2 separate regions of the Homo sapiens genome follow, and region 1 is linked to region 2. Evidence: read pairs that join two places in POLR2A ChIA-PET (ENCODE). Cell type or tissue: B cell. All regions are shown on one strand. Links, peaks and the distances in the headings refer to the core of each region. The heading gives the core; the rest is flanking DNA. Region 1 overlaps FAM53B (family with sequence similarity 53 member B). Region 2 overlaps LHPP (phospholysine phosphohistidine inorganic pyrophosphate phosphatase).

Region 1 (9,246 bases), core at 355-8,354, 77 kb before region 2:
CTCCCCATGTCGTGGGAGTGAAGCAGCCTGATGAGGGAGAGCTCCTACAGCAGGCAGCTGTGCAGTACCCCCTGGAGAGGCTCAGCACCAGCATGGTGTTCTTGATCTTATTTTGTTGCTGCTTGTGATCTTCCAGAAGGGTCTCTGCTTCTTATGAAATCTTCCATTTGAGGCATTTCTGGAGGCATTATTCTCATTAGCTTGAGGGCAGTCCAGTGAGGGAGAGAGCAGCCCTCTGCCCTGTGACCCCGGGCGGGGCTGGGAGGCTGTAGTGCGAGAATGGGGAGAGTCAGGTGCCTCGCACCCCAGGCACCAGGAACAGGAGCCTCTCCCAGCCCTGCCCGGTCCTCCTCAGCCCTGTGGATGTGGAGGCTCAGAGGGCAGCCTCTGACCACACAGGTGGAGTGCCAGGCCACAGCTGTGGGCTGCTGACTGTTGGCAGGTGAGGTGGGGGATGATTTGCAGAAGAAACTCACCTGTTGTATTTTCTCCTCCAGATAGCCCCATGAGGAAGGCACATCGTTATCCATTTTACAGGCGGTGGCTGAGTCTTAGAGGAAGCAGTCCAGTGAAACCAGAACTCAAGCCACATATATAATTTAAAATTCCTAGTAGCCAGTTATTAAGAGAAGAAAGTGAAATGACTTTGAATAGTATATTTAACCCAGTATTTCCAAAATACTATCATTTCCACATGTCATCGATGTAAGTAAATCATGAATGCACTATTTTATGTTCTTTTTTCTTACTGGTTTCAGAGATCCACTGGTGTGTCAGGTGACAGCAGGTCTCAGTTTGGCCTGGCCACTGCTCCATCATTCAGTGACTGCATGTAGCTTTGCTGAGTGGGGCTTTGGGGTACGGGTATAAGAGTGTGGGGGGGTTGGGGGTCAGCCTTGGTTCCCACTTGGTGCTGCCATAGACCCTTTTCCTCTGGAAGGGCCCAATGCCAGCTGGTAAAGGAGGGGCTGGGCAAGAGGCCCCTGCCTGAGGTGCTAGGTGCTCTGGGCTGTGCCCTCTGCCTCGGGTATAGCAGGCCCCAGGAGACCTGAGGACCAGAGCGTCTGGTGCCCACAGGCTGTCCATGGTGGAACTAGAGGTTCCTGGGCTCACCTGCTCCACCCTCCTCGTGGGGCTGGTCCGGGAGGCCCGGGGAGTTCACTGTTTCTCTGAGCATCCTGCCCTGCTCTCTGAGGCCTCTTTTCTACTGTACCCGTGCAGCCCTGCTTAGCCTGCTGTTCCTGGCGTGTGGCCGGGGCAGGGCTGGGGAGATGGGAGGTGGTGGGAGACGGGGTGATACAGGAAGACAGGGGCTTCTCATCAGGGGGTGCTGAGAAGACAGCTTTGCAGCATGACAGGCCCTGGGCCATTTTTCCACGGTTGTGGTCCTGCATTTCATGACTGGGCTGTGCCTTTGTCCCCACATGTCCCCTGCTCGAGCCACTCGCGTCAGGTTCTACACAGCTGGCCAGCTGCAAGCCCCATCCACAGGGAGCTCTTCGGGGTGAGCCCCCATCTACCAGCACTCTGGAAGTGAGTGTGAGCCTGGAAGGTTGCAGTGGCAGGTGGAGGGAAGGCCCCAGAATAGAAGGAATGTGGCAGAGGTGGCCTTGGACCAAGCCGAAGGTTCCAGAGCTATCCTGTCTCTGGGGCTTGGCAGCCTCTTAACCATAGTTTTCCTGGAAAATTGCATTTGTGGCTCTGGTTTGCCCCACCCTTCTGGGAGGGATTCACAGGAATGTCAGGGCATCTAGCTTATCAGCCTGGGAGCTTCAGGAACGTGGCCCTGCCCACCAGGGGAACTTTCTGGGCCCTCAGAGTCTAGGCAGCCAATAACCTGGGAAGCTGGTTCAAATCAGCATGCATTGATTGAACACCAGCTGTATACAACTGCCTGTGCCAGGGCTCAGGGAAGACTAGCGTGTACAAGACCCCATCCTTACCTGCAAGGTAGGTGCAGGCTACAGGGCTGGGGTGGAGACAGCTGTGTCTACGTAGCCGACTATAAGCCGAGTCACAGTAAGATGAGCTAGTCTTGTCCTCTGAGGATCGAGATTCAATTCTAGATTAATCTCTTTGTTCAGCCACTATTTATTTACCTAGCATTTGCTGTGAGTCAGGCCCTTGTAGGCACCAGGGATGCAGCAATGGAGAGGACAGTTAGCCCTGGCCTCCTGGAGGTCACAGCACCAACAAGTCATCACTTAGAAACGTGGAAAGGGCCATATCACCGGCCCACGTGACCAATGCCCAGGGCTGTATCCTCTGAGCCTTGGTTTTCTCACCCATCTAGCAGGATCCATAATAGCAGTTGCCAGGACGAAATAAGATGATGGACACAGGACCTCCATGTATGCATATGGGATTGTTCTAGGAAGCCAGGAGTAGGAAGCGAGGGGCACGTTTTGAGTTCTGCCTGTCATGTGCAGGGCCTAGCACTGGCTCCTTTGCAGGGGAGCTAAGAAGCTCTCTAGTCAGGGGAACAGGCTTGGGCAGCCCATCAGTTGGAGTGGAGAGGAGACACAGGCACATAGATGTTCCTAAGACCAGGAGCAGACAGTTGGGCTGGAACTGGGGTTGGGAGAGCCACCTGGAGAGTTGAGGCTTTATTCTGTGGGCAGCGAAGGATGGCCCTGGGCAGGTGGCCAGGGACTTGAACCTCACTCAGGTGATAGACAAGTTTGGGGCAGTAAGAGAAGGCTATGCCCACGCCTTTGGTACCCTTCAGTGGAGAAAGGGGGCTGTGGAACTGTGCAGAGCACTGGAGGCTGTGAACTGCTGGGGCCTGAAGCCCTTGGGAATTTCTTGCCTGGTTCTCAATGAGGGTCCAAGAGCCTGGTGCACACAAGCGAGGGCCACTGGCTGGGGCTGGCCTCTGTAGGGCCAGTCAGGTGGGTTCTCCCTCTACCTTACCAGGAGGGGAAAGTTCATCAGGGAAAAAGGAGCTTTGTCAGGTTTGTCCTTGGGGAGCCAACCTGAGTCAGAAATCAGGAGCCGAGAAAGCCAGAGGCAACAGTCCTGGATCGAGCAGCAGCAGAAAGAAGCTTTGGGACTTCCCTCTGGCCCCACGCAGTGAGAGGATGGGGACTTCTGCCCTGGGCAGCTACTTAACCTCTCTGTGCCTCAGTTTCTTGGTCTGAAAATTGGGTAAAAGCAGTGCCTACATACAGCAAGTGCCTAATAAATCATTGTTTTGGAATACGGGACTATCCCATTTCTGTGGATGGCTGGGGTAACCACTGAGCATGAGTACTGAGGGCCTGGCCTTGGGCACAGCCAGGTCCTGTCTTTTGCCGTCCTTAGGTGACTTGCTGAGGGCCGGAGAGTTGGCTAGCTTTGTGCCATCTGCGCAGAGTTCTACCCTCAGAGCTGTAGCCCTGCGGGTTTTGAAGACTTGGGGGCCTTGTAGCCCCTGGTAGAAAGGCAGATTGTGATGGCGGATCTGGGCTTGGAGCCCAGGTCTCTGCCTTCCCGGCCCAGTGTTGAAGCTCCCCAAGCTGACCTGTTTCCTAAAGGCGAGCAGCATGCCAGGGTGCACCAGCCACCATTGGCTTTTGGCCCCGGAGGCCTGCTTTGGCTGGGGTTTTGCCCACTTCCCATGCCTGGGGTAAGCGGGCCCCAGCTCTGAACCTCCCTTCAGGGACTCCATGGAGGTGCTGGAGGCTGCTCTCTGGCAAGTCTTGTGCTTGATCTGCTGGTGTCAGGCAGCCCTGGGGGCCAGCCCTAGGGGAGGTGCCAGTGTGTGCAAGCTCCATCCCTTCTCAAGTGGAGACCGGCACCTGCTCACCACAGGTGTGTCTTGGCCAGGTGAGGCCTGAGCCTCAAGCTCCTCAGTGCCTGGTGCTGTGTGAACCTGGTACCCAAGCTCCCTGGAAAGCATGGAGGCATCCAGGCAGCACTGACCGCAGGGCCTGGCACGGTGTTAGCTCACTTAAACCTTGCAGTGTTCATGGGGTACACTGACGAACAGGGAGGCTGGGCATACAGGTGTCCCGTGCCAGGCTCGGGAGACCTGGGAGATTTGGCCCAGAGCCTCCTGGGTTGGTGGGAGGAGGTGAGGAGCAGTAGCATCGGTCTCTGGAGATGCCCGAGGGTAGAAGCACAGGGAATATAGGCTGCTGGTAGGCGCCCTGGAACAAAATGAGCCCTGGGGTAAATGAAGGCCCATGACGAACCCTTGTTAAAGGCCCAAAATCACCATGGAAAGCTTCCAGCTCCCAGAGTGCAGTTCACCTTCCGGCACGAAGACATCACCTGGCAGCACGATGGGACTTCAGAACCTCGGTGCCCACCCCAGACCTGCCGGATCAGAGTCTGTGTTTTAACAAGACCACCAAGTACATCGCGAGCTCCTTCAATATGGAAAGTGCTGAATATGGGAGATGGGCCCTCTGTGGGAGGCCACCTCTGGTTTGTCTTTGGTTTGGGCAGCCCTCCTCTGGCTCCTCTTGCAGCTGGGGACGGATTGGGCCTGTTCTGCAGAGGTGGGGCCGGAGCCTTACTTGGCAGCCGCTCCAGTGCTGGCCTTTCTCTAGCCTCTGATGTTGGTCTCCTGCTCGCATTGTCTCTTTTCCTAGGAACGAGGGCAGTGTGGTTCATGTCAGGAACCTTAGCCAGAGCTCTGTACCTCCTTTGGCCTAGGCCCCACTCCTTGGAACTTTGGTCAACACACAAATGACAGCACTGATGGCTTTGGTCATGCACAGGCTTGCACTTTATGTGTGTGTCCTGTCTACCACTGCAGCTCTGAGAGGCAGGGATGAGGCTCTGGGAGGAGAAGCAGCCTGCCTTGTGGTCTTCTGGGGTCCACACTCACATGACATTGAAAGACAAGGACAAGAAGGCACAGGCTTAGATTTGAGACTTGCCCCTCAGTGTGCAAAGGACTCAGTGACCGTTTCTCGTTCCTGCTCTGTGTGAGACCCTGTTTCACCTGGTCTAGGCTTGTAGACAGGTGGGCATTCCAGGCTTGAGGTGCGGTGACCAAGCAGTGGTGACAGCTGGCCCTTGAGGCCAGGGCCTGTACCTGTCTGGTTCTTTAACTAGACCTCTAGCACCTACCAAGGTGTGAGTGGTTTCCCAAAAATCGATTGATTGACAGGATCTTGCTCTGTCACCCAGGCTGGAGTACTGTGGTGTGATCGTAGCTAACTATAACCTTGAACTCCTGGGCTCAAGTGATCCTCCCACCTCAGCCTCCCAAGTAGCTGGGACTACAGATGCATGCCAGTATGCCAGGCTAATTTTTAAGTCTTTTAATTTTTTGTAGAGACAGGGTCTTGCTATGTTGCTTAGGCTAGTCTTGAACTCCTGGCCTCAAGCCATCCTCCTGCCTGAGCCTCCGAAAGCACTGGGATTACAGATGTGAGCTACTGTGCCCACCCTCTAAAAATTTATTGAATACATGGATGGATGGATGGATGGATGGATGGATGGATGGATGGATGGATGGATGGGTGGGTGGGTGTGTGGGTGGGTGGATGGATGGATGGATGGACGGACGAACGAACTCACAAACTGAGGCAGGAGGCCTGGATTCTTCCCCATTGGGCACATCAGCTCCTCCATTGATGATACTTAGTAAGCAAGGATGACAGCATTGTTTACTGGGGACAGTGTGGCAGGCACTGTGCTAAGCGTTTGTGTAGCTGTGGATTATCTTTATTACAGCCCTGGAAAGTGGGTATTGTTGTGCTTGTTTTACGGAAGAGGCTGAGGTTCAGAGTAGCGGCCACGGTCACAGGACCAGCTGTGGCCATGAGGCCCATGCTTGTTCCACTCCCCAGGAGGGGGTCTGGGCAGGGCTCTGGGTGCCAGGCCCCTCCCATCTCAGGTGTTGTCCACAAAGGGGTCTGGTCCAGTGAGGGCTAGAGTCATGGAGGTGAGGGGTTGGCTAGGCCTTCCTGCCTTGCCGTGGTGGACACATGAGGATCCCTGGTGTGAGGCAGCCAAGCAGCCGGGCTCACCGATCGGAGCCCAGACCTGGGATGGCAGCAGGGATCTCACATGACGTCATCTAGGGAGCTTGCTCTGGCCCCTGCTAGGCCAGCCGTCAGAGCCATGTAAGACAGTCTAAGATGACAGTTGTCACTGTTGTGGATGAAGCAGGCTAAGATTGGATCATTACTGAAATCTGAAACTTGAATTTAAGTGGGGACAACGAGCAGTGTCCAAACGGGGGCAGTAATGGTGGCCTTGGTAGAGCCCAGGAACCTGTTGAAGGAACCCCCTCGTGCTTTTGACAGGGCACCAGAGGTGTTGGGGTGGTGGTGGCAGAGGACAGTAAAAGGTCCCTTCCCTCCTCCCCACTGCCCTGGCCTTGAGGCCTAGAGAGACCTCGCAGTGCGGGACAGTGGCTGTAAGATTGTCTCAGAGCCCACCAGCTGGGAGAAGGAAAAGCACAGGACAGGCGCAGCTTTTATTCCAGGTGTCAGATCCTGTTTGGGCCCTTTCAGGAGGCCTGGCTTACAAGGAGAGCTAGACTCTGCCTTTTTCCTCTGCAGTTGAGGTGGGTTAGAGGGCAGCCATGGGCCCTTCTGCTCCTGGGCCTCTCTCAACCTTCTGGGGACCATTCTCATCACAGCATGACCTGGGGAACACTCACAGAGGACAGAGGTCCCAGTGTCTGTTGAGTTCTGTGTGGGATGCGACACACCTCCGTTTAATATGCTAACTATAGATCTGCTGAGTGGACAGACCCCTGGAACCTCCTGATTCAGGGGACATTCACTGTACTCATGACTCCAGTTATGGCCATGTCTTCCAGGAGTGGTGACAGCTGTCACCTCAGAGAAGGGGTCAGCACACCATAGCCCACAGGCCAGATCCTTCCATTGCCTGTTTTTTTTTTTTTTTTTTTTTAATTTCAGTAGCTTTTGGGGTACAGGTGGCCTTTGGTTTCATGGCTGAATTGTATAGTGGTGAAGTCTGAGATTTTAGTGCACCTGTCACTCAAGTAGTGTACATTGTACCCAATATGTAGTGATTGCCTGTTTTTATAAATAAAGTTTTATTGGTACACAGCTCTGCCTGGATACATACATGTTGTCTCCAGCTGCTTTCATGCTACAACGGCAGGGTTGTGTAGTGGCAGGGCTGGGTCATTATGACAGAGCCCGATAGCTTACAGAACATAAATATTTACTCTCTGGCTCTCTAAGAAAAGTTTGCTGGCACCTGATCTAGATGACCTTACGTCTCGATTTCCCCATTTGGAAAGTCACTGGATTTGCTTGGCAATTTCTCACCAAAAGCTAAAGCTGGCCCTCGATAGGGCCCAGGAATGTGGCAGGGCTACAAGGCAGCTGGCTCGGCTGTCTCAGGCTCTGCCGTGCTCACCGTTGGCCTCGAGTGGGCCCTTCCCATGCCCCCCCAGGTGATAAGCAGGCATGCTGGCGAGGGGGCTGTGGGAAAGGGGCACTTAGTGCTCGTGAAGCTTGGCTAACTGGAGCCTTGGTATCAGGGTGAGTTGTATTCAACGGATCTCAGTGCACAAAAGTGTAATTTTTACAATGAAAATGGCATTACTCTGGGGCATTCCTCTGGACGTACCAGCTGGGTTGCTTGTCTGGTCCCAGTGAGATGTCTTTTCCAAGCTGTCTTGTGTTGCCCTCATGCTTGAGACAGTGTGGGCCAGAGCGAGGATGGATCGTTTGCTCTGCGTTCGTTTGCTGCCTCAATTTCCTCTGTCTCCTGAAGCATTTTGGTGGGGCTCTTCCGCTCCATATGGTGGAACGAAACCCAAACGTGAACAGCGAGGGCAGCACTGGGCTTCTCGCCACTGAAGACAAACCCCTAGAAAGTTCGCTCTGGGCCAGGCACAGCGGCTCATGCCTGTAATCCCAGAACGTTGGAAGGCCAAGGCGGGTGGGTCACTTGAGGTCAGGAGTTTGAGACCAGCCTGGCCAACATGGCAAAACCCCGTCTATACTACAAATACAAAAATTAGCTGGGCATGGTGGTGCACACCTGTAATCCCAGCTACTCGGGAGGCTGAGGCGGGAGAATTGCTTGAACTCGGGAGGCAGAGGTTGCAGTGAGCTGAGATTGTGCCATGGCACTCCAGCCTGGGTGACAAGAGCGAGACTCCGTCTCAAAAAACAAAACAAAAGCAAAGTTGACTCTGGCCTGGGACCCAGAAAACTCTGTCAGCCAGATATCTTCTGGCCCCTTAGGTGGACAGCCAGCTCAGAAGTTGCTAGAGGAGATGAGCTTGTGGTAATGGAGCTTGGCCCGGCAAGGTGGTTTTGCAGCCACTCTGTGAAAATAAGGGTGGGGATGGTTGGCTCAGATTTAAAAGCCTCAGCTGGCTGTGGTTTTATCCTGTGCCCCACCTCAAAGTTAGGCAGTGGAGGCTGTCCCAGGGCAGATGCTGCCATTGTCTGAGAAACCTGCAGCAGCCAGCCTGGAGCCAGGAGGCTGTTGCGTGGGCTGGAGCATCTTTGGGGACCCAGAAATGTGTTAGAAAGTTCTTACTGTAACCAAGACCACTTCCACCACTGCTATTAGCTCTGGCCCTAGCACTGGCCTGTTTTGAAACTGACAATGAAAAGATGAGGGGCAAGGAGGAAAAGCTGCTGATCAGTTGTATCTCTCCCTTTAAATAAAGCTGCTCCTTGTGGCTCCTCTTAGTCCTTCCTTGGTGAGCAGCTCTGCTCAGACTTTAGGCCTATCATGGCTGAAAGCAGGAAGGCTAGAGGTGGAGGGAGTCACGATTCTCCAAAGGGTAGTTTAGCTTCAAAGGCTGTATGTGTCCTGCAAGTCCTGTCAGTGTACACTGAGCTCCCATGATGTGCAAGATGCTGGCAGAAGGGGTGGGTGCACGTCAGCCACCAAACCTGCCCATCCCCACCATCGCCATCCCAGTATCTGGGACACAGCTACTGTTATTGTCATGCCAGGTTACCACCACAGACACAGAAGCACAGACCTAATTAAATAACTCACCTAGGGCCATGGTGCCGGTTCTAGGCAGGTAAGGGATTTGAACTTGGGTGGTGTGGCTAGCAGTCTGTGTGCTGAGCCCGTGCAGCGCAGCCTCAGTGGGGGCACAGGGAGCAGGGTTTGAGGACCAGCAGGCTGGAGAAGCTTTGACAGGCGGACACGGGGAGCATGGGTGGAGGCAGGGAACGTGGCCTTGGTGTTCCATCCCCAGGCTGTGGCCCTTTAGCTCACTGCACTGCAGTTGTGGCCTGGGTTGCCGGGGTGAAGTGCAGGGATGTTGCTGGAGGCACCTGGCCTGCTCCT
Region 2 (9,246 bases), core at 761-8,760:
TTCCAGAGAAACCAGGAGTCGGGGGGACAGCCCAGGGGTAGGGGTCAGGCTGCCTCATCCTCAGGAGCCTGCCCCACACTGTCCATGGCAGGGGAGGTGGTGGGGGTTGGAGGTGGTATGGACTGTGTCCTCCAGCACCAGGCCTGCACCTGTGGAAGAGCCCCTGACTGCCCCAGCTCTGCCCCACCTTCAGGGGCACCCCAGCTTTTGTCTTTTCTCCCTGAGGCCTCTCCCTCACCGGCAGCTCAGGCCATGCCGGCTGGAGCCACACACATGCCACTGATCAGGTACAGAGAGTCTTCCCCGCTTGCCTCACCCCTGCTTTCATTAACAGGACTGGACCCCGAAGCAGCAGTTAACACCCACCCGCGGTGCCCCCTTCCCCCCGGCTTATTTCCTGCACACGCTACCCCCTCAGAGGGCTGCTCTGCACTCCCCACACAGACTTGAGGAAACAGGAATTCCTCACATTTGAGTCTCACAAAGGAATGATGCTCTCAGGCCCCAGGATGGGCGAGACTGCTTCTGTCTGAGACAGGGATCCTGTTTCCTGGAAAGGAGGCCTGTTGCAGTGTTTACCAATGACACAGTCCCATCCCTTGAGTTACAGGGCACAGCCAGATGGATACGAAGCCATCCTGTCCCTCCAAGTGTGCACTCTAATTATCTAGTCTTTGTTTTGTGGACAGAGAAGCAGGCTCAGGAAGGCGACATGGCTTCCCTCGGTGGCAGAGGAGGCAGGCAGGTGGCAGCGCTGGGGCTGGTGCCCACCGTGTCTCCTCTGGCAAGGGCTCAGCTGAGCCTTGTTGGTGCCACTGTGGGACAGGTACACTGTGCGGGTGGGGAGAGTCCTGGGCAGACAGGACCAACACAGTCCCCTTCACCTGGAGCTCCTGGGCTAGAAGTAACAAGTCCAGTCATGACACAAGGGACAGGTGCTGGGTGGGGGCTTGGCAGGAGAGCCAAGTCCCCTAATGGGGTCACACAGCGGCTTTCTCGGGGTAGCCTGGAGTTGCTCACCATCGCCCACGCCTGCGTCGGAACTCAACTCAGAATTCTGGGTCAGAAGTCTTCTTGGCTCAGAGGATGAGAGGCGCCTTCAGAGCCCAAGAAAGGTTGCCCTCGTGCGGAGGGTTCCAGCACTTCCCCGCAGTCGAGGGTGGGAGCCACTCCTGAGCAGCCTGGCAGTGGGGGTGCTTTCCTTTGCAGACCTCAACCAAAGCCAGTGCCTGCTCCGCACCCCACCCCCAATAATGCTCACACACCATGTTCTCCCACTTCAATTTCATGTGGCTGTGGAAGGAGAGAGAGAGACAGGGATTGGGAGAGGGAGGACGTCACATGAACGAATCGAATGAGCTGTTCACACTATTCTTTGGAAAGAACGATGGATAAAAAACCTGCAAAGCCAGTCAATCACGCATTTATTTTTCTAAGGGCGGGGGGCGGTGGAGTGGTGGGATGGAGAGAACTTTCCTGAAAGGATTTGGCCTTGAAACATGAAGTCAAACAACTGGATTTGGCAGGCTGACAGCTCCCGAGCCCCGCCAGCCCGAAGAACTGCCAGCCTGGCGGCCAGGGCGCGCTGAGACATAATGAACTCATTCAGAGCCGAGCGGGGCTGGAGGACGGGGCTGCACGCAGGGGGCCTTCCAACCAGAGGGGCTGCGGCACCAGGGACCCTGCAGGCCTGAACGAGAGCCGACCTCACCCCCAGAGATGCGGGAAAGGCGGGTCCGTCCGGGGATAGACAAGAAAGGGTCTTGCTCGAGTCTCTAACACACAAGGAAGTCCCAGAGAACAGGAGTGAAGGAGGCCGATCTCAGATGGGTGATGAAAGCTGGGGCCGGGTGAGCTCTGCACACTGGGACCTGTGCACTGAGCCTGACCCCTGCTCTCGTGTCAACAGTCCTGCTCCTCCCGGCTCATTCTGCTGAGCCCCATGGCCACCTCCAGGACCTTCTCCTGGGTGGAATCCTGCCGTGGGTCTGCGAGATTGTGAACTACATCTAAGCAACTCCATGGCTGAGCCCATGCCAGCTTTTTAAAGCCAAGTTTTCATTTTCACAGAGAGGCCTTTGCCTTCCAGGTGGCTCAGAAGCCTGAATGATAACAGGGCTCCATCCAGCAGTGGAAGCTTTTGTGGTTGGAACAGATAAGGAATTAGGACCTGCGGTGCACACTGCAAGTGAGACAGAGGTCCCATGTATCAGGCTGCGAGCACGGCCACCGCCAAGGAGGTGCTATAAGCTCTGAGATGCCTTATGCAGGAAAAGGCTCCTGACATTTCTGCACGGACTGTCCCCAAGGCTGCCTGTAAACCTTGCAGCAGCAGGAACAGGTTCTGCTTGAGTCCCGGCAGAAGCATTGGTCCTTGAAGGTGACAGGCCTCCTTTCTCTGGGATGGTTCAAGGGAGGGGCACCATGAGATCATCTCGGAGCCCTCACAGCCGCGCTGCTGGGGAAAGCCTTGATTTATGGGCGCTCCACCAGGGCTATAAATAACCGCGCTGCACCGGCTGTGGCTGGTCAAGAAACTGACGTCTGGTTTTCCCTAACCTTTGCCCTTCCTTCCTCATTCCCAGGGCACTGTGCAACATGTGTGGAGGGTGGGCCAGTGCCCTCTCCAGGACCCCCTGGACCTGACTGTCAGAGGAGGGAGGGGACAAGGGAGGCCTTGGGGTAGGGCATGTCTCCCTTGGAAGGCAGTGTTGGGGGAGCAGTGTCCTCTGCAAGCTGCTGTCACCTCAGATTCTGAGGAGCCAGGATCCATCAATATGGATATTTTTTGCAGACATTTGTAAAAACCTCAGATTCTGAGGAGCCAGGATCCATCAATATGGATATTTTTTGCAGACATCTGTAAAAACTTGTATTGATTTCAAAATGAAAAAGCTGGGCCGGGCACTGTGGCTCACGCCTGTAATCCCAGCACTTTGGGCGGGCGGATCACTTGGGGTCAGGAGTTCAAGACTAGTCTGGTCAACATGGCGAAATTCCATCTCTACTAAAAATACAAAAATTAGCCGGGCATGGTGGCAGATGCCTGTAATCTCAGCTACTCAGGAGGCTGAGGCAGGAGAATCACTTGAACTGGAGAATGCAGTGAGCCAAGATTGTGCCACTGCACTCCAGCCTGGGCAACAGAGCAAGACTCAGTCTTAAAAAAAAAAAGAAGAGAAAAAAGTAAAAGCATAAGTGGCTGCTCCAGAAAGCAGTGCTTCTGGCCAGCTGGACCCAGGGCACCTTGGAGGGCAGCAGAGGTGGCAAGGCTGAGGGACGCGTGTTGTGCCTGTGGCCACCTCTGGGCCTGACACATGAAGCCCCCGGGCCTCAGCAAGTGTCTGTTCAGTGGGTCACGTTTTCTCAAACTTCTGCTCTCTGTACAGAACACCTGTGAATGTGGCCTGCCTGGAGAGGGGCAGTGGCAGTGGGGCTGTCCGTCAAAGCTGGTGGCCAGTGGAGGTGGGCAATGCCAGGGTGAGGCTGTGTTTATCACGGCCTTCAGCCCCAGCTCCACCGGGTGGGTCTGGGGTCCCCATCCTTACAGAGGCCGGCAGCCCTGTCCCCCAACCTGCATTCAGCACTCGGCCAGGGCCTCCACGTCCTCATCTGTGGGAGGCACGGGAGCTCCACTGCCACCCCTGAGACAGCCCAGCAAGCATTTCTTAGCCTTTTTCTTTTAAACTCAGGGTGGGTTTTTTTGGTTTTTTTTTTTTTTTTTTTTTTTTTTTAGATGGAGTCTGGCTGTGTCTCCCAGGCTGGAGTGCAGTGGCATGATCTTGGCTCACTGCAATCTCCACCTCCTAGGTTCCAGCGATTCTCCTGCCTCAGCCTCCCGAGTGGCTGGGATTACAGGAGTGTGCCACCATGCCTGGCTAATTTTTGTGTTTTTAGTAGAGACGGGGTTTCCCCGTGTTAGTCAGGCTGGCTCAAACTCTCGACCTCAGGTGATCCGCCCGTCTCGGCCTCCCAAAGTGCTGGGATTACAGACGTGAGCCACTGCGCCTGCCTCAGGGTGGATTTGGGCCACATTTGAAAATAAACAAGCAAAGACCATGAAGGTAGAAGTGGAGGGGACATGGCTTCCCCAGAGGAAATCAGCCATGGTAGGAATATTTACACCACAGAAAGTGGAGGCCGGGCGCGGTGGCTTATGCTTGCAATCCCAGCACTTTGGGAGGCTGAGGCGGGCGGATCACTTGAGGCCAGGAGTTCGAGACCAGCCTGGCCAACATGGCCAAACCCCATCTCTACTGAAAATACAAAAATAATTAGCCGGGTGTGGTGGCAGGTGCCTGTAATCCCAGCTACTCGGGAGGCTGAGGCAGGAGAATCGCTGGAACCCGGGAGACGGAGGTTTTACAATGAGTGAAGATTGTGCCGTTGCACTCTAGCCTGGGTGACGAGAGCAAAACACTGTCTCAAAAAAAAAAAAAAAAAAAAAAGTAGCAAGCACTACAAATTAGGGCTTCCCCCACACCAGCCAGAAGGGGTTGTTTGTTACCTTTAAAATCCCCCAAGTTCATCTCAGTTAAAAAAAAATCCATGAGATGATTTCTATGCACACATATATAAATAATTCTGTGTTCACAGGTCCATGGCAAGGCAATTTTCAAGACAATGACAATAAAACCTAATTACTCTTAATCCAGGGAAGGTCTGTTTAAATGAGCAAAGCTTTAACTGCATAATTTTTTTGCGTAATTAAAACTGATCGTACAAAGAGGAGGTCCACAGGAGAGTTGTGGTCCTTCTCGCCTCGGGGCCTCTGTGCAGGCCACTTCCTGCCCTGGAAAGTCGTCTCCTCTCGGTCCACCTTTCTTTCAAGCCTCAGCTCAAATCTCACTTCCCCTGTGGAGCCTCCCTGGACCTGCACAGACACTGCTGGCTGTCCCTTCATGAAACAAATTCCAAGCTCGGCACAGCACTGTGTCCCCAGGCCCCTTTCCATTCTGTGCTGAGTTTGTGTCTTCCCCACAAATCTGGGAGGTCCTTCAGGGCAGGGGCCTGGCTCACTCATATTTGTAACTGACCATAGTCCATGCTGGATCACATGTTGGGGCAGGGCTATTTCCCCCTCCCAACTCCAGAAGGAAGAGGACTAGGGAACAGTTCCCATCTTTCTCTGCACCGGCCCCACCCCTTGAGGTGACTAACCTCATTGGTCTTCACCCCTCCTTCTCCCCACCTCTCATTTAGACAGAAAGGTGACAATGTAGGGACGCAGGGATCCATCTACAATGTGGAACAGCTGCTAGGGTGGGTGTGGGAGGGGCACGGTCCTTCAGGGTTCACCTGCTTCACTACCTGGGACCTTCAGCATGTTAGCCTTGAACCAGCCTAAGAAAAATTTCCTACACAATGTTGTTTTAGAAACATATCTAGGCCGGGTGTAGTGTGGCTCACGCCTGTAATCCCAGCACTTTGGGAGGTCAAGGCAGGCAGACCACTTGAGTTCAGGAGTTTGAGACCAGCCTGGCCAACATGGAAAACCCCGCCTCTACTAAAAATATAAAAATTAGCTGGGTGTGGTGGCACACAGCTATAGTCCCAGCTACTCCGGAGGCTGAGGCAGGAGAATCACTTAAACCCAGGCGGCAGAGGTTGCAGTGAGCCAAGATTGTGCCACTGCACTCCAGCCTGGACAGAGCAAGACTCTATCTCCAAAAAAAGAAAACACACACATCTAGCCAGGCACAGTGACATACTCCTATGGTCCCTGCTGCTCGGTCCCTGCTTGCTGCTCGGGAGGCTGAGGCAGAAGGATTACTTGAGCCCAGGAGTTTGAGGTCAGCCTGAGCAACACAGCAAGGCTCCTTATCTTTTCTTTTTTTTCTTTTTCTTTTTTTTTTTTAGAGATAGAGTCTCGTTCTGTCGCCCAGACTGGAGTGTGATGGCGCGATCTCAGCTCACTGCAACCTCCATCTCCTGGGTTCAAGCAATTCTCCTGCCTCAGCCTCCTGAGTAGCTGGGACTACAGGCGCCAGCCACCATGCCTGGCTAATTTTTTGTATTTTAGTAGAGTCGGGGTTTCACTGTGTTGCCCAGGCTGGTCTCAAACTCCTGAACTCAGGCAATCTGCCCGCCTCGGCCTCCCAAACTGCTGGGATTATAGGCACGAGCCACCGCTCCTGGCCTAAGTCTCCATTTCTTAAAAAAGAAAGAAAGAAAAAATCTAACAGGAATGCAGTCCCATTTATGGTAGCTCAAAAAGAATAAAATACTCAGTAGTAAATTTGACAACGGAAGTGCAAATTTTATATTTTAGCTTATATTGTTTGTATTATATTATAGTTTATATTGTGAACACTACAAAATACAAGTAAAGAATCCCTTATCCAAAATGCATGGGACCAAAAGTGTTTCAAATTTCTCTCTATATATATTTTTTGATTCTGGAATATTTGCATATACATGAGATATCTTGGGGATGGGACCCAAATCTAAACATAAAATTTGTGTTTCATATATGCTTAGACACATAGCCTGAGGGTAATTATACAAAATTTTAAATAATTTTGTGCATGAAACAAGGTTTTGATTGGGTTTTGACTGCGACCCATCGCGTGAGGACAGGGGTGGAATTTTCCACTGTTGCTGTCATGTTAGTGCTCAGAAAGTTTCAGGTTTTGGAGCATACCAGATTTCAGATTTTTGGATTAATGATACTTGTTAAAAGAAATTAAAGAAGATCTAAATAAACAGAAAAGCATCCCATGTTCATGGAGCAAAATACTTAATATTGTTAAGATGGCAACGCTCCCTGCTACGGTCTGAATGTCCCCCCAGAATTCATGTATTGAAACTAAACCAGCAACGTGATAGTATTTCGAGGTGGGGCCTTTAGGAGGTGATTCAGTCATGAGGGCTCTGCTCTCATGAACAGGATTAGCAATTTATAAATAAAAGAGCTGCTATGAACACTGTTCGTCCCTGTTTCTCCTTTCCCTCCTTCGCCACGTGAGGACAAACCAAGAGGCACCATCTTGAAAGCACAGAGTAGCACTCACCAGACACCAACCTACCAGTGCCTTGATATTGGAATTCCCAGCTCCAGAACCGTGAGGAAATAAATTGCTGTTCTTTTTCTTTTTTTTTTTTTTTTTGAGACAGAGTCTCGCTCTGTTGCCCAGGCTGGAATGCAATAGTGGATCATGGTTCACTGCTGCCTTGACCTCCTGGGCTCAAGTGATTCTCCCACCTCAGCCTCCTGAGTAGCTGAGACTACAGGTGCACGCCACCATGCCTAATTTTTTTTTTTTTCAGAGATGGGGTCTCCCTATGTTGCCCAAGCTAAATTTCTCTTATTTATAGATTACCCACTTTCAGGTATTTTGTTATAGCAGCACAAATGGACTAAGACACTCCCCAAATTGGGCTACGGATGTGACACAACCCCCTTCAGAATCCCAGCTGACTTATTTGTTGAAATTGACAAGCTGAATCTAAAATTCATATGGAATTATAAAGGACCCAGAATAGCCAAAATGATCTAGAAAAAGAAGTACAAAGTAGGAAGATTCATACTTCCTAATTTCAAAACTTACTACAAAGGAACAGTAATCATGTCAGTGATCAATGCAATAGAACTGTAAATCTGGAAATAAAACTTTGTGTGTATGGTTGCTTTAGTTTGAATATTTGTCCCCACCCAAATCTCACGTTGAATTGTAATCCTCCATGCTAGAGGTGGGGCATGGTGGGAGGTGTTTGGGTCATGGGGCAGATCTCTCAGGGCTTGGTGCCATATTTGCGATAGTGAGTAAGTTCTCATGAGATCTGGTCATTTAGAAGTATACGGCACCCCTACCACTCTTGCTCCCATTCTCGCCATGTGAGATGCCTACTCCTGCTTTGCCTTCCACTGTGATTGGAAGCTTCCTGAGGCTTCCCAGAAGCAGATGCTGCTTTACTTTCTGTGCAACCTACAGAACTGTAAGCCATTTAAGTTTCTTTTCTTATAAATTACCCAGGCTCAGGTATTTCTTTATAGCAGTGCAAGAACAGCCTACTACAATGGTCAACTGATTTTTGACAAGTGTGCCATGACCATTCAAAGGGGAAAGAATAGCCTTCAACAAATGCTGCTGGGACAACTGGATAGCACCATGCAAAAGAACAGAAGTTGTACCCTTACCTCACACCATATGCAAAAGTGAATTAACAATGTATCAAAAACCTATCTGTTACAGCTAAGAATATATAATTCTTAGGAGAAAACACAGGGGTAAATCTACATGGCTTCAGATTTATCAAAGGATTCTTAGATATGCCACCAAAACTATAAGCAACAAGAGAAAATAAAAGATCAAATGGACTTCATCAAAACTTTAAAAACTTTTATGCTTTAAAAAACAACATCAAGAAAATGAAAAGACAACCCACAAAATATGAGAAAATACAGTTGACCCTTAACAACTGGGTTTGAACTGCATGGGCCCACTTATATGCAGTTTTTCTTCTACCTCTGCCACCTTGAGACAGCAAGACCAACCCTCCTCTTCTTCCACCTCCTCAGCCTACTCACATCCTACTCAATGTGAAGACAATGAAGATAAAGACCTTCATGATGATTCACTTCTGCTTCATGAACAGTAAATATATTTTCTTCTTCTTTTTTTTTTTTGAATAGAGACAAGGTTTCACCATGTTGCCCAGGCTGGTCTTGAACTCCTGAGCTCAAGCAATCCACCTGCCTCGGCCTCCTAAAGTGCTGGGATTACAGGTGTGAGCCACCACACCCAGCCCCTTATGCTTTTCTTAAATTTTCTTTTCTCTGGCTTCCTTTATTGTAAGAATATAGGGTGTAATACATACACAAAATATGTGTTAACCAATTGTTTATGTTTTCAGTAAGTCTTCCAGTCAACAGCAGGGTATCTGTAGTTAAATTTTGGGGAAGTCAAAGGTATATACAGATTTTCTACTGCATAGGCAGCAAGCACCCTTAACTCCCATGTTATTCAAGGGTCAACTGTACCTGTAAATCATATATTTGATAAAGGCCTTATATCCAGAATATATAAACAACTCTTACAACTCAATGATAAAAAGGCAACTAATCCACTTTTAAAATGTGCAAAGGAGGCTAGATGTGGTGGCTCACACCTATAATCCCAACACTTTGAGGGGCCTAGCCAGGAGGATTGCTTGAGGCTAAGAGTTTGAGACCAGCTTGAGCAACATAGCAAGATCCCATCTCTATAAAAATAAAAATAAAAATTCACCAAGAATGGTGGTGCA

The links. ChIA-PET counts read pairs that join two places held together with the same protein. Peaks named below come from ENCODE experiments on the same cell type or tissue, not always from the same donor. Only the 100,000 strongest peaks of a DNase experiment are listed, where the experiment ranks them.
Region 1: POLR2A ChIA-PET joins it to region 2 with 10 read pairs; 2 of 35 experiments call an interaction of 5 or more read pairs at or near these places.

What each region holds. Positions count from the first base shown.
Region 1 is chr10:124,658,672-124,667,917 of GRCh38, reverse strand. The region is part of intron 4 of FAM53B (family with sequence similarity 53 member B); the gene reads left to right. Among named protein-coding and RNA genes, the nearest start is that of FAM53B-AS1, 41 kb to the left of the region's middle. RefSeq lists enhancers at 3,550-4,207, 8,461-9,246. In B cell, for the core only: no CTCF peak of the experiment used is centred there; no DNase peak of the experiment used is centred there; H3K27ac peaks cover 6,684 bases.
Region 2 is chr10:124,582,227-124,591,472 of GRCh38, reverse strand. The region is part of intron 6 of LHPP (phospholysine phosphohistidine inorganic pyrophosphate phosphatase); the gene reads right to left. Among named protein-coding and RNA genes, the nearest start is that of FAM53B-AS1, 120 kb to the left of the region's middle. In B cell, for the core only: no CTCF peak of the experiment used is centred there; DNase peaks (open chromatin) are centred at 2,431 and 3,951; H3K27ac peaks cover 786 bases.